2 separate regions of the Homo sapiens genome follow, and region 1 is linked to region 2. The links are chromatin loops, found by intact Hi-C in ENCODE. Cell type or tissue: ascending aorta. All regions are shown on one strand. Each heading gives the region's core, and the rest is flanking DNA. Links, peaks and the distances in the headings are about the cores only.

Region 1 (4,434 bases), core at 689-3,188, 110 kb before region 2:
GGCCCGCAGATTCAATAAGCCCCAACCACACTTGGCTCCGTCACAAACCTAATACGGCAGCCCATATTGTTGCTCGGGAAGTCTCCAGCCAAACCGAGTTCTTGTAAAAATAAATACTCATCAGCAAATATTTTGATTAGTTAAAAATGTTCGAGATGGCTAACCCCTCGCTCCCCTCCTTTCACGGTGCGAACGCGAAGAGGCTCGGCTCCGGGGGGCGGGAGAGCAGTACTGCGCCCCCCGCTTCGGTGTGCGCCAGGCCTGCGGACGCCCGGGAGGCTCGGCGCGGCGGGGCTCGCTCGGCCTCGAGGGCGCGCGGTTCCGAGGGCCTGGGAACGCGAGCGCAGGCAGCCGGGCCTCGCCCTCCCCCGGGCCGCCCGCAAGAAGCCGCTCGCAGCCTCCATACACTTACTTGCCTGCCTTAAGCTCTTTATTAACTCCCCCAGAGGAGCGCCGGCTGCGGCCGCGCCTCCTGCGCCCCGGTGGTCTGGCTCCTCCGCGCGGCGCACATGCTAAACAGATTAACATGCCTTGGCTGACCCACGCTTCGCAACCCGCGGATAGGGTTTCTGCAGCTCCATGTGGAAATTAACCTATCTGTACCCGTGGTCAGCTGCGCCCGGCCGCTCCCGCGCCGGCCCGGCAATCCAAACAAACCAGGCCGCTGGCTCCCTTTGTTACTCTTGGCGCCCCCTCCCCACTACCCGGCCAAATATTTATTGGAAAAGAGGTTCTCTTCTTTGGCCGAAGGTAGGGCACATTTCTGAGAGCTCTTTATTTGTAAATGATTTTTGTCAGGGCCAGCCAGGCACCCTTAGGAGGGGGTGGCAGGGAGCTGAAACTCAGGACTGGAAGGTTTCTAGCCCTCCGCTGGCAGGGAGCTGTTTATGTTTGCACAGGGCACCCGAGTCCTGGTCATTAAAAATGTATGCACTGCCCACATTTTGCTTTTGTAACAGCCCCTCTGTTTAATGTAGTTGTTTGCTTTGTTCTAGGGCAAGTTTATTCCCTCTCCCCGACCCTCAATCTCTGCCTCCCATTCACACCCGGTAAACAAAATGAGGGGACTCTTCTAGGTTTTCTTACTTAGAGGATCAGAAAAGGTAAGCTCAGAGGCTGGTGGGTACCAGCCCGAGGCCAAGTGCTAATCGCAACAGCATCTGCCTTTCAACCGCTGCCTCTTCCAGCAATTCAGGATTGCTAATGAATTTCTAGTTCCTTCGTTAAGCATTCTGCTCTTATTATTTCATATCCCCGTTTCCTAAATTATTATTCATATTATAATTCTGTAGAGGCAGTTCAGCTTTTCCCTACATACTGCATGCGGGGGTCTGTGTCAGTTGGGTGGGGCTTCTATGGTGAATACTGCCCAGGAAAACGAATGTGGCTTTTCCTATTCCTTTCCCTGGCGTTGGTCATGAAATATTCCATTGTTTGGGAACCCTAAATGACTATTTCTGAGATGGCTGCAACTCCATGATGCATCCATGCTTTGACTTGTCTCCTACTCAAAATGAGCCCAGGCTGTTTGATGTTGCCGGCTGCGTCATCGTGCCTCACTGGCTTCTAGCAGTGTCACATCACTGCCTGGCTGGCTTGGTGTTTTGAGGGTTGTTTCTCAAGGCCGGTGGCAGCCATCCATCTCACTTGCATTTACTTTCCAGGCAGCCCTCACTGCAGTGCAGTGCCCTTTGCTGTCTTGGTATCAGTGAACTGTGTGAGACTCACAGGGCTGACCTGGCACTGATCAAACTGTGTGATGGCAGCCTCCATGTGGCGGGTCCCAGGGGACCTACAGTCAGCAAGAAGGTTGGGCACAACTGCCCCTTAGCAGATCATCGTTTGCCAGCCTGCTGAGTGACAGGCTCACTGTGTTGATTCATTGTGCCCTTTCTTTCAAGTGCTGTATTTCTTGGATGGATGGCATGTCCCTGAGGTAGAAAAAGCTTTCAGAGTTGCAAGCTTCCAGAAATACAATCAGGAACCAATTGGCAGCATATTTTAGGTGGTTTCAGTCTGACACTGAGGAGATGAACTAGAATTGGCCCTGATAATGCACGCATAGCGAAGAACTGTGTGGAAACTAAGCTATAATAAATGTGCTGAGAAAAAAGGAAAGCATGGTCCCCCGCAATACATATTGCTGTAGGAGTAAAACCTAGATTCTCCTGCAAAGGCAACAGAAACCTTTAAGCTTGAAAAGAAAAAAATTAGGCCCAAGGTCCAAGGCAACACAAGGCCTTAGTCAGTCAAGAGCTGGTGGTTCTTTTTCCCTCTGGTGTGAAGAACGTCTCAGAATTCCTCCCAGCTCTGGAATTGTGGTGTTTAGTCAGAGGCTCACTGTTAGAGCATTTCTCCATGTTTCCCACAAGGCAGCCGGCATCTTGATTTCTGGTCATCCTTTCTTCCCCCTTCATCAGCACCTATACTCGATATTGTCCATATGGATCATGTGTGTGGGAACACACAAGTTACAGCAACTTTTGTCTTTTGTCGTGAAGGGCTGACAGGGCAATAAACACACACAGCCTCCCTCCTCCAGGAATTCCTCGTCCTCCCTGTGTGGCTCTGGCCCTGTGGATAATATCATTACAGGACTAAACAAATAAACAGTCGATCCGAATCAACCAGGAGGCACTGGGGACTATACAGTTCCTCTCTGCAAAGATGATACAAGTAAATTTACACTCGCAGCTTGGAAGTGCTCCAGCGGCTATGAATAGCTGTTCAGTTCTGTCAGGCTGGGGAGGAGCTGGGGCACTGGGCTGACCCCCCCAGCTCTGTCTTTGCTTCAATCAATGTGAGCTTTCAGGGTTCTGTTTTCCTTACTATCCTTAACTGGGAACACTGAGGACCAGTCACACTTTTTATGAACCCTGAGCTCAAAGAAGCAGCTTTTACTACAAAGCTACAAAGTTAACATATTAAACCCAATGACATGGATGAAAGGTTAACACACTTCTGCCAGCCTGGAGCATCCCCTTTGAATGTGACTTCCTGCATTCAGGCTGTTGCTGCGGCTGCAAACACTGCTGCCATCACCTCTGCCATAGCCCCTTTGGACAAGCGCATTGATTCATTCCACTTCAGCACAAGAACAGAAACTGACTGACCATAGTCACAGCCACACGAAACGCTTACTCTAATCCTGACCAACAAATTCTAAACAACAAATGGATTAATATCCTTTTTTTTTCCATTGGAAAGAGTCAGTTACAATGATAACGTGAATACCACCTGCAGTTCTCTTTTTCCAGGTTTAAAGATGAAGCTTTCTTGTTTCCTGTCTCTATATTCTCTATATGTGTCAACAGTTCTTAGGACATGTGAGACTTTTTTTTTTTCTGTTGCCTGTTCTTCTGACCGAAGACTGATTTTTTTTTTTTTTTGGTCTATAACTCTGCCTGCAACCGTTTGATAGTTCCATGTGTGTTGAAAAAGAAAAAAGACTGAAAAGATATATACCAAAGCATTAACAGTGTTGGTGGGATTATACTTTTTAAAACTTTAAAAAATATTTCTCTGCTTTCCCCCAATTTTGGTCCAAGAGTGTGTATTACTTTTAGAGTCAGATTAAAAAGTATTTAAAAGGTTATTTTTAAACAACATTTGTCCTCTTGTGGTAAGCTCTAATTTCTGTTTGGTAGGGCCCATACTCAGTAAAGGTAACCTCAAGGCATGGAGTTACTGGCCTCTCTGGTTTATGTGTTCAAAACTAGGGATTAGGCATTCAGAGGGTTTGCCTACAATTTCTTCAGGAAGGTAGAGTTGGGCAAATAGAAGGAAAAAGCAAATAAAACAGATAAAAGTTTGTCTTTTGTGCTTTTTTTTTTAAAAGAATAAGGCAGCATTACTTTTGACAGCTGCTTTCTGTATTTATGACCCACTCAAGAGCCCTGTAGCAAACAACTGTATCTTCTTCAAGTTCCCAGAGACTTGCACATGTGAGCCCAGGTTTGGGCAGTATGTGTTTTTTACATCTGTTGAACTTCAAGAGTTCTGGGGTAAACATGAAGGAATGATGTAGCTTCTGGGAACTAACAGAAGGCCCACCCAGTGCTGAGGGACTGTAAGGAACCACCTGTGGGCCCCAGGTGAGCGGAACCTTCTGCAGCTTCTCTGAGATCCGGGTTGTGGGGAAAACAAATCAAGGAGCTAAGCAATGGGAAGTGGTGAGGTGAAACACACACAGACTTGGCATTGCCTGATTTGGCTTCCAGGTGCATGTCTGCCACTGAATTACTGTGAGAACCTGGGTAAGTCACTGATCTTTCTCTGGACCTCAGCTTCTTCATTTCAAATGAAGAGGTGGGTGTGCCGATCTCAGGTCAGGTCTGTGAGTCATCTCCTGTTTCGGAGTGCATGAAGATGGCTGCAGCAGATCACATAAGTCTTGAAGCATTGACTATTCCGAATGCCCAACACCCCGATTCC
Region 2 (4,434 bases), core at 843-3,342:
TACATAAACATAGAAAAACCCTTTACTCTCTTCATAATAGAAAAAGAACCGAAGATGTGGTACAATTCCTGACATGCATGTACTTGGATCTTAAGAACAGAGCTACCATATTTCCCATAAAGTTCTCTCTTGGTCTCTCTCCTTCTCTTCCCACACCAACTGCATAACTGTATTTGGCCCACAGCTAAATCAAGGTAAATGAGACATGACCTATTAAAAAGGAAATGAATAATTCCAGTGAGGGGAAAATTGCATTCCTGACCAGAAGCATGGAAGTCATGGCTTGGATGTATAGGTTTACTCTACCACTTTGCTAGATGATTTTGCTTTTTGGGTGGCATGTCTTCCATCATCAAAATTACCTTATGTAGTCAGCAAAATAAGTCAAATCATGTTGTGGTGCTATCTACTTTAATTTTTTTCAAGGTTCTTTCTAATGGATTCTTTTAAATTAATGGATGCGTATATAGCACTCCTTTTGGAATATTTCTAATTAAATTCTCTAGAACTCGATTTAAATCAGGACTTAAATGATCTGCATGAACAGGCACATGGGTCAGGGCTTTGTGCATAAAACTATCAGTAGAATTCCTCATGTCTTCTGAATGCCAGTGGAGCCAGCCTTGTCCCAACTGTGTGGATGTGGAGGAGGAGGTGGGGTTTGAGAAAGAGCTTATTAAGAGCCTGGCATTTATAGAATTAGTAAAATGCCAGAGATTATGTCTGAAAATAGAGTTTGCAAATTGGAAGTGTCACGTGAGCATTCAATGTTAATAATTATCTTCATTATAATCAAGATTAAGGTGGCTTATCTGGACTTCTTGTTCACATAAAGATGTTTGCTTTAGAAATATGCCTGCTAATTACTAAGCTCTGAATTATAGGTCTGAGATACATTTGAATTTACTCTCTCTACTTTTTTAATGATTAAAAACAACATAACAGCTTTTCAGGCAATTCATATCACCCCTAAACTGGAAACAACTCTAATGTCCAGCCAGAGAAGAGTGGATGAGCAAATTACGGTACATTCATATAATGGAATACTACTCGGCAATAGAAAAGAACTAACTACTGATACACATAGCAACACAAGTGAATCTCAAAAACATGCTGATTTATTAAAAAAAAACAGATACAAAAGAGTACATACTGCATGATTCCATTTATATGAGATCCTAGAGTAGGCAAAACCAACCTATAATGACAGAGGGCAGATTGGGGTTGCTTGGGGCCAGGGTGGGGAATTGCCAGCAAAGGGGCACAAGGGAATTTCTGATTGATGAGAATGTTCTATATCATGATTGTGGAAGTGGTCCTGAGGGTGCACACATTTATCAAAATTCACCCAGCTGCACACTTAAAATGGGCATATTTTATTGTGTGTAAATTTCTCTCAATAACGTTGATTTTAAAACAAGAGCTAAAAACAGCAACAACTAAAACATGACCATGGAGTATGTATTTGAGTCTTGGCAAGTGTCAGATTTAAAAAAATATGCACCAAATGGTTTAGTCATGGTTACTCCAAGGGAATAGAATTTGTAGGGGAGGGATGAGAGGAACGTGTTTTGTTTTGTTTTGTTTTGTTTACTGTATGCCTTTCTCATAAATAAGTATTGCCTTTGTAAGAAGAAGAAGAAAGAAGAAGAAGGAGGAGGAAGAAGGAAAGGAGGAGGAGGAAGACGAGGAGGAAGAAAAAGGAGGAGGAAGAGGAGGAAGGAGGAAGAGGAGGAGGAGGAAGAAGAGGAGGAGGAGGAAGAAGAGGAGGAGAGGGAAGAAGAAGAGGAGGAGGAGAGGGAAGAATAAGAGGAGGAGGAGAAGGAAGAAGGAGGAGGAGGAGGAAGGAGAAGAAGAGGAGGAGAAGGAGGAAGAAGGAGGAGGAGGAGAAGAAGAGGAGAAGGAGGGGGAGGAGGAGGAGGCAGGAGGCAGAGGAGGAGGGGGAGGAGGAGGCAGAGGAGGAGGAGGCAGCGGCAGCATAGTCCCAGATAAGATAATGATACACTGAGAGAAGTTGAAAGAAGTCTCCCTGGTTCTTAGTGTGCTCACACTTATGGTATGGGTTTAGCTGCGTGTGGTTATGTGGTTAAATTAACATCATGCTTCGGGCTTGGAAGGGGCAAGCTTCTAGAAGACTCCCCCGTGTGGAGGCTGTGGTCTCCTAATCTGAGCTGGGCTGTGTTTGCGGAGGCACAGCTTCCCCAAGTGGAAAGTAACAGGCAGCCAACAATTTAGCCCTGAGAATGGCTGGGGGAAGGCTGTGGCAGCGCCATGTAACCCTCCAGGAAGTGACAATCTTAGGATAAGGGCTGGTGGGTCCCTAAGGAGCTTCACTGACCGACCACCCCTTCTCTTCTGTGGATTTTAGCGTTTCCTTTTAAAAAGCTGTCTCATCTCAGCTGGGTTAAGGGGAACCCAGAACTTTTTTTGGTTGTCTCATTTGTTTTGGCATTGAATTTCAGAGAATAGGAGATTGTCTTTGGTGGCCAGCCTTCGTGGTGACTGAAGGCATAAAAATGAGGAGCAAGGAGCCAAGGCTGCTTTCACAGACCCCCACCCCCATCCCACTCCCAAGCAGTTCTTGTTCCCAAGATTTTCTGTGAAAAACGGGGCGCGGGGGTGGAGGTTAGGGTAGGGACGCTTGGTTAAAATTACATGTGCCCAATATAAAACAGTAATTTAAAGATTAGCTTGTAGGGCAGCATGCCTTCCCACATGGCAAGAAGCAAGTCTGGCGGGCCTCTGTCTGTCGGGTGATTTGGAGAAGCCCCGGCCGCGCGCCTCTGCCGGGTAAAGGCCTGGGACTGACTGACCCGTCTGTGTTCAGCCACTTCGGAAACAGAAACTTCCCAGGTGGCATGGGAAAGAAAACACCAACCTAATCCTGAAAGGGTAACTTTAAACCAAAGCCCAACCAAGAAAGAGAGTGGGAGAGAGACTGCCAACCAAGACAGGCCAGAAATAAAAGTTCCATTGTCCTTGTGGGACGGCTCACAGCCGCACCTCCTGTCCGCCTGGCCTGCGCTGCACCCCGACACCCGCGAGACCGCGTTCCAGTGGCAGGCGGCCTTCGTCCTGCGTGCTGCAGCGAGGGCTCACGCTGCAAGGAGATGACACTGCACATCATGAAACAGGAATGCAGCTAACAGCAAACCCGCCAGAAAACATGAATGATGTGTCTGGGAGTGCTGGGTCCATGGGCGGAGGGCGGGGTAAGAAAAGGAGGGGAGCGGGGGAAGGGGAATCATCCCAGCTCAGCTGCAGCTGAGGACAGAGACCCTGCCTTCAGGAGTGAGACAGGTCCTAGGAGATTTTAGTGGCTGCAGGCCAAACGGAGCCACTCAGAAGGATCTCCTCCAGCCAAAGTGCAGGCAGCCGCTCACCCTGGGGGCTGAGGCTGTCTAGGGCAGCCATTTGCTTAATAAAGATCCCTTGAGGTTGGCGGGGTGACTCATGCCTGTAATCCCAGCACTTTCGGAGGCCAGGGCTGCAGGAGGATGGCTTGAGGCCAGGAGTTTGAGACCAGCCTGGGCCACTCAGCTAATTTTCTTAGTTTTTGTAGAGAGAGGGTCAGGCTACAAAAAATAAGAAAATTAGTTGAGTGTGATGGCGGTGCCCGCCTGTAGTCCTAGCTACTGGGGAGGCTGAGGCAGGAGGATTGCTTGAGTCAGGAGGTTGAGGTTACAGTGAGCTATGATTGTGCCACTGTACCCTATCCTGGGCGATACAGCAAGACTCTGTCTCAGTTTAAAAAATGTCTTGAAAGGATAAAAATCCCCAAATTAAAGGTTTTAAAAATAAAAGAGTGGCTAGACCATTAACAGACTGACAAAGTAGAAAGAGCCTGGGATGCAAGGCAGGAGCCATGGATTTTAGTCTCTGACTCTGGATAAGTCACCTGTCAGCTTTGGTTTTGACACCAGTTACAGTGAATGGGTTGAGCCCAGCATCTGCCATCCCTTCTGGATCTGGCCTTCCGAGATTCTGTGAGCACAGGCCTCCTGGGTCCAGAGAAGGGGGTTTCCTCACAGACCCTTCCTTCCCTCTGGTTATCTCATTCTCCCCACTGCTTTTCAGAGATCTCTGAGGTTTCGGCCAGCTGGGAAATCACCCTGTTCTTTGACTGAAACCCACTCAAACCCAAAGCCATAACCTAACCCCTCAAACTGGACGAATATAGAGGTGTGGAGCTTGGTGAGCTTGAGGATTCTCAATGCTGGGGAGGGAAGGTGCTGCCACCATGGTGACAAGGGGTCTGGGCATGCTGAAGACAGCTTAGAAGACTTTGCAGTATCACACCTGGGTCCTCCTTCCTCACCTTCCACCAAAAGAGAAAAAATAGAAGCTTTTCCCAAAACTTAAGAACATTCTAAAAACTGGCCCTTCTTTACAGATGGGCTGCATCCCCAGAGGACTGTTTAATCCAGGTGTGAT

What was found. Peaks named below come from ENCODE experiments on the same cell type or tissue, not always from the same donor. Only the 100,000 strongest peaks of a DNase experiment are listed, where the experiment ranks them.
Region 1: it touches region 2 in a loop (2.1-fold over the local background); 2 of 110 quality-filtered maps call a loop at or near these places.

The regions. Positions count from the first base shown.
Region 1 is chr5:73,415,706-73,420,139 of GRCh38, reverse strand. No RefSeq gene overlaps it. Among named protein-coding and RNA genes, the nearest start is that of FOXD1, 31 kb to the left of the region's middle. In ascending aorta, for the core only: no CTCF peak of the experiment used is centred there; a DNase peak (open chromatin) is centred at 1,689; H3K4me3 peaks cover 1,529 bases; H3K27ac peaks cover 2,188 bases.
Region 2 is chr5:73,310,369-73,314,802 of GRCh38, reverse strand. No RefSeq gene overlaps it. Among named protein-coding and RNA genes, the nearest start is that of LINC02230, 25 kb to the left of the region's middle. In ascending aorta, for the core only: a CTCF peak has its summit at 2,159; a DNase peak (open chromatin) is centred at 2,168; H3K4me3 peaks cover 863 bases; H3K27ac peaks cover 1,748 bases.